2 separate regions of the Homo sapiens genome follow, and region 1 is linked to region 2. Evidence: chromatin loops called from intact Hi-C (ENCODE). Cell type or tissue: HepG2. All regions are shown on one strand. Each heading gives the region's core, and the rest is flanking DNA. Links, peaks and the distances in the headings are about the cores only. Region 1 has its middle 5.9 kb from the start of ZNF830. Region 2 has its middle 1.7 kb from the start of SLFN14.

Region 1 (2,918 bases), core at 254-2,753, 590 kb before region 2:
ATCATTGTTCCTAAATTGTAAGAATTGGTCCCAAGGACTCCCTCCAGTCACTTCTCTTTTTAGAATGCCCCCTAATTCAGCCGTCATCACAATATAGAAGTGTAAAGGCTATAAAGGTATCCTCTCACCCAACTTCACTTATCGATTTAAATCAATACCCCTAACTTGAAAGAAGAAAAAAAAATGCTGATCCAACTAGCCTTCAAATATATATGTGTCCAGTGCCTTACAATTTTCATTTATTGATGGAAGTAATGACTGCTTTTTACACACCAGGGGACAAAATAGGCTATGAAATTAAAATTGCAGGAGAAAATGTAATTTAGGCCTAAGATCTTTAATAGTAACAATCACTAGATTAGTGTGTAGTAATGCAAAGAACCATGGAACAGAAGACTTGCATTCAAGTTTCCACTCTACTTTTTAATGGTTAATGAGCTTGGCCAAGTCACGTCTCTGAGCCTCAGTTTGCTCCACTATAAAATGAAGATATGTAATTCCTCACAGGGGTATGGTGAGAGTCCAGCAAGACATGGACTCATTCTGATGAACACAGAATGGAAGGTCTTAATGGAAATAGTGTATTTCCTGTCAAGCACCAATTGGCTAGCTGTTTGGCTAGATGTTGTGCCGGGGGTTTGAGTAAGTATTCATAGGAATGATGACTAGATAGATAACCTTAGACTGCTTTTTCAAACTAATAGTCTATTAGCCTGCATAATACCAGGAGTATAGAAGATTTAAATTTGAACAAGGGCCGGGCTGGGTGGCTCACGCCTATAATCCCAGCACTTTGGGAGACCGAGGCAGGCGGATCACCTGAGGTCAGGAGTTTGAGACCAGCCTGGCCAACATATAGTGAAACCCCATCTCTACTAAAAATAAGTAAATAAATGAATACAAAAATTAGGTGGGCATGGCAGTGCACGCCTGTAGTCCCAGCTACTTGGGAAGCTGAGGTGGGAGAATCGCTTGAACCCAGGAGTCAGAGGTTGCAGTGAGCTGAGATCGCACCAGTGTACCCCAGCCTGGGCGACAAAGCAAGACTCTGTCTCTCAAAAGAAAAAACAAAGTTTGAACAGGGAAAAAAAAATCTCAGAACTCCTCGCATTCAATTTTATATCTACATTTCCTTCCTCAGTGATCTGATCCCTTCCTATGGGTTTTAATATCACCTATGTAGTGAAGATTCCCAATTTATACCTCCAACCTTGGCCTTCCACCTAAGCTTCTGGCTTGGCTCAGTACCTACCTAACATTCCACTTCAAGGTTTAATAGGTGTCCAAAATATAATAACTCTCAAACAGAGCTTTGATTTTCTTCTCAAACCTGTTCTCAGGTTTACTGAGAACTTGTCTCAGTAAACTTTACTGAGTAAATTTTACTGAGACTTGTCTCAGTAAATGGCACCACTAGCCACCCAGACGCTCAAGACAAACCCTGGGGGCCATCATTCATTCTCTTTCCTTTCCCTCAAATCTAATGCACTAGTTAAGTCCTGTCCATTCCACCTCTAAAATATGCCTAAAATCTGTCCACTTCTTTCTCCACTGGCCCTAGCCACCAACATCTCATTCATTGTTGCCTGTCCCCCTACCCTCATCACAATCTATTCTGACAGAGTAGTCAGAATGATCTTAAAATTTTAGATCAAGTCACTCTATCATTTAAAACCATTCATTATATGCTTCCATCACACTGGGGGGCGGGGTGGTAGGCAAGAAATCCAAGCCCTTATTAAGCCCACATGGTACTCAGGGATTGCTAATTCAAATGTCTACTACTTACAAACTGATGACAGTAAGCTCCATTAAAGTGGCGTGGAAGGGGACAGGAGAGCATAACTGCTCTATGTTGAAAGCAATTGTTATTCAGGAATAATGGCCTGGCATAGTGACATGGCCAATTTGTTTTTTGTGGGTTTTTTTTTTTGACGGAGTCTCGTTCTGTTGTGCAGTGGCACAATCTCGGCTCACTGCAACCTCCGCCTCCCGGGTTCACGCCATTCTGCCTCAGCCTCCTGAGTAGCTGGGACTACAGGCGCCTGCCACCACGCCTGGCTAATTTTTTTGTATTTTTAGTAGAGACAGGGTTTCACCATGTTAACCAGGATGGTCTCATCTCCTGACCTTGTGATCCACTTGCCTCGGACTCCCTAAGTGCTGGGATTACAGGCGTGAGCCACCACACCCGGCCCAAATTTTTTTTTTAACTTAAGAGAAATTGCAAGTCAGGATTGTTTTTTAGTGAAATATCAAAAACACTGTGGGCTGAGTGTGATCTGTGGGCCCCCACCTTGTGACATACCTCTCTGACTTCATCTACTACACATTTCCCCTTAATTCTCTATGTCCCAGTTCACTGGCTAGCTTTCTAGCCATCAGATGTGACATCTCAGGGCTTGTGCACTTGTGGTTTTCTCTGCTTGGAATGTGACTTCAGATAGCATGGCAGTCTTCTCAGTCATTCAGTTCTCAGCTCTAAAGTCCCTTTCTCAGATGGCATAAACAGCCACCCGTCACTCACAATACTTTATGAATTCACTAAACTTATCACTATCTTAAGTTAGCTTGTTTATTTGTATCTAAGTTAACATCTCTCCCCAATAGAATGTAAACTCCATGAGAGCAGGGATTTTGTCTGTCTTAGTTGCAACCTAAAATAATGTCAGACACATAATAGAGCTCGGTAAAGACCTGTTGAATGAATACCACCCACATAGCTGGAAGTTGCTTGGGAAAGTGGCAGAAAGATCAAGCTGACTACAGAAATCAGAACCAGCATAAAAGCCAGTTAGCAGCTTGAACAGAGGGCTGAGGTACTTTTTTCCAACTATGTGTCTTCCTTACTTCTCTGGCACATGAAGCCTTTACCTATTCTGAGCACACAACAGGGCAAGGAGGTATACACAACAGCC
Region 2 (2,918 bases), core at 102-2,601:
AAAAAGTTAAACTTAGCACTTCTAAGAGACTGAGCTTCATTTCCACATATCATACATGTACCTTCAGCGCTGGAAAATTGTGTGTGCAAAGCTCTGTTTTTATTTTAAATTAGGCTTCCTGTACATATTCATTGTGGGCAATATTAACCTATTTCATTACCTCCTAAATGGCTTGTTCTTTTCTATTTATTTTTATTCTTTTTCCTACTTTTCATCTTTGTTAAACACAAGACCCAGCCTAGAAAAATCCTCATAGATTAGGAGCTGGCAATCCCTGGGTAGGAGGATTAAAGGTAATTTTTTAATTAATTTATTTTTCTTCCCTTTATTATCTTTAACTGATCTGTATTTTTAATGGTTTACAATGAGTATAAATTGTTTTTCATAATTAAAAAACAAATGGTAAAAACCAACAGATGGGCTGGGTGTGGTGGCTCATGCCTATAATCCCAGCACTTTGGGAGGCCTAGGTGGGTGGATCATCTGAGGTCAGGAGTTCGAGACCAGCCTGACCAATATGGTGAAACCCTGTCTCTACTAAAAATACAAAAATTAGCCTGGTGTGGTGGTGTGTGCCTGTAATCCCAACTACTGGGGAGGCTGAGACAGGAGAATTGCTTGAACCTGGGAGGCAGAGGTTGCAGTAAGCCGAGATCATGCCATTCCATTCTAGCCTGGGCAACAGAGGGAGACTCCATCTCAAAAAAAAAAAAAAAAAAAAAAAAAAAAAAAGAAAGAAAGAAAGAAAGAAAGAAAAAGAAAACCCAACAGATGCTGGGGGCAGTGGCTCATGCCTGTAATCCCAGCATTTTGGGAGGCTGAGGCAGGCAGATCACCTGAGGTCAGGAGTTCAAGACCAGCCTGGCCAACATGGTGAAAACCCCGTCTCTACTAGAAATACAAAAATTAGCTGGGCATGGTGGTGGACACCTGTCATCCCAGCTCCTGGGGAGGCTGGGACAGGAGAATTGCTTGAACCTGGGAGGCAAAGGTTGCAGTGAGCCGAGATCATGCCACTGCATTCCAGCCTGGGTGACAAAGTGAGACTCCATCTCAAAAAAAAAAAAAAAAACAGATACCGGGCGCAGTGGCTCATGCCTGTAATCCCAGCATTTTGGGAGGCCGAGGCCGGTGGATCACGGGGTCAGGAGTTCAAGACTAGCCTGGCCAACATGGTGAAACCCCGTCTCTACTAAAAATACAAAAATTAGCCAGGCATGATGGCAGACACCTGTAATACCAGCTACTCAGGTGGCTGAGGTAGGAGAATCACTTGAATCTGGGAGGTGGAGGTTGCAGTGAGCCGAGATTGCGCCACTGCACTCCAGCCTCCAGCCTGGGAGACAAAGCGAGACTCCATCTCAAAAAAAGAAAAAACAACCAACAGATGGGAGGCAGTGAGTTATCTTATTTGAGGATGGTGGCTAAACTGGGTCAAGCTTTGATACACACAAAAGGGGAGGAGGCAATGTGATCACAGAAGCAGAGATGGAGTGATGCAGCTATAAGCAAAGGAATGCCAGCAGCTACCAGAAGCTGGAAGAGTCTCCCCTGGAGCTTCTGGAGACAGCAGGTCCATGGCAACACTTTTTTTTTTTTTTTTTTTGACAGAGTCTTGCTCTGTTGCTTAGGCTGGAGTGCAGTGGTGCGATCTCGGCTTACTGCAACCTCTGCCTCCCAGGTTCAAGCAATTCTCCCACCTCAGCCTCCAGCATAGCTAGGATTACAGGTGCGCACCACCATGCCTGGCTAATTTACATATTTTTAATAGAGGTGGGGTTTCGCCATGTTGGCCAGGATGGTCTCGAACCCCTGACCTCATGTGATCTGCCTGCCTCAGTCTCCCAAAGTGCTGGGATTACAGGCGTGAGCCACCGTGCCCAGCCCATGCCAACACTTTGACTTCAACTCAGTGAAACTGATGTTGAACTTCTAGCTGTAAAAAAAATAAAAAATTTAAAAAAAAAACGCAAAAACAAAAATAACCAAATGAATGGAGCTGGAGGCCATTATCCTTAGCAAACTAATACAGGAACAGAAAACTAAATACTGCATGTTCTCACTTATAAGTGGAAGCTCAATGATGAGAACACATGGACACAAAGAGGGGAACAACAGACACTGGGACCCACCTGAGGTGGGAGGAGGGAGAGGAGCAGAAGAAATAACTATTGTGTAGCAGGCTTAATACCTGGGTAATGAAATGATCTATACAACAAACCCCCGTGACATGAGTTTACCCATATAATAAACCTGCACATGTACTTCTGAACCTAAAATAAGTTTTCATAAAAGAATATGTTTCTGGGCCGGGTGCAGTGACTCACGCCTGTAATCCCAGCAGTTTGGGAGGCCGAGGGGGGCGGATCACGAGGTCAGGAGATCGAGACCATGCTGGCTAACGCAGTGAAACCCTGTCTCTACTAAAAATACAAAAAATTAGCCAGGCGTAGTGGCGGGCGCCTGTAGTCCCAGCTACTCGGGAGTCTGAGGCAGGAGAATGGCGTAAACCCGGGAGGCAGAGCTTGCAGTGAGCCGAGCCGAGATTGCACTACTGCACTCCAGCCTGGGTGACAGAGTGAGACTCCATCTCAAAAAAAAAAAAAAAAAAGTTTCTGTTGTTTTAAGCCACCAAATTTGTGGTGATTTGTTGCAGCAGCCACAGAATACTAATACACCTCTCTCCCTCTAAATCAAACCAGCAAAGTACTCTGTATCTCTACTTCAATTCGTTTATGATGAAACGACATTCTTAAATAAGTCTCTGGACATCCCTATTTTTGTCGTTGTTGTTAGCTGACGCCACTGCCCAACGAAGTTCTGCTCTGCTGGCATCACTCTTTGTACATGTTTGGCTTAAAAGGAGTTTCCAGGAAAGGAGGCAGAATGGGTACTATGATATATAATTCACACAGCAA

Evidence for each region. A loop is a pair of places that touch in the nucleus more often than their neighbours do. Peaks named below come from ENCODE experiments on the same cell type or tissue, not always from the same donor. Only the 100,000 strongest peaks of a DNase experiment are listed, where the experiment ranks them.
Region 1: a loop joins it to region 2, with 20 times the contacts of the local background. A loop is called at or near these places in 5 of 110 quality-filtered maps.

The regions. Positions count from the first base shown.
Region 1 is chr17:34,965,943-34,968,860 of GRCh38, forward strand. No RefSeq gene overlaps it. Among named protein-coding and RNA genes, the nearest start is that of ZNF830, 5.9 kb to the left of the region's middle. In HepG2, for the core only: no CTCF peak of the experiment used is centred there; no DNase peak of the experiment used is centred there.
Region 2 is chr17:35,561,021-35,563,938 of GRCh38, forward strand. No RefSeq gene overlaps it. Among named protein-coding and RNA genes, the nearest start is that of SLFN14, 1.7 kb to the left of the region's middle. In HepG2, for the core only: no CTCF peak of the experiment used is centred there; no DNase peak of the experiment used is centred there.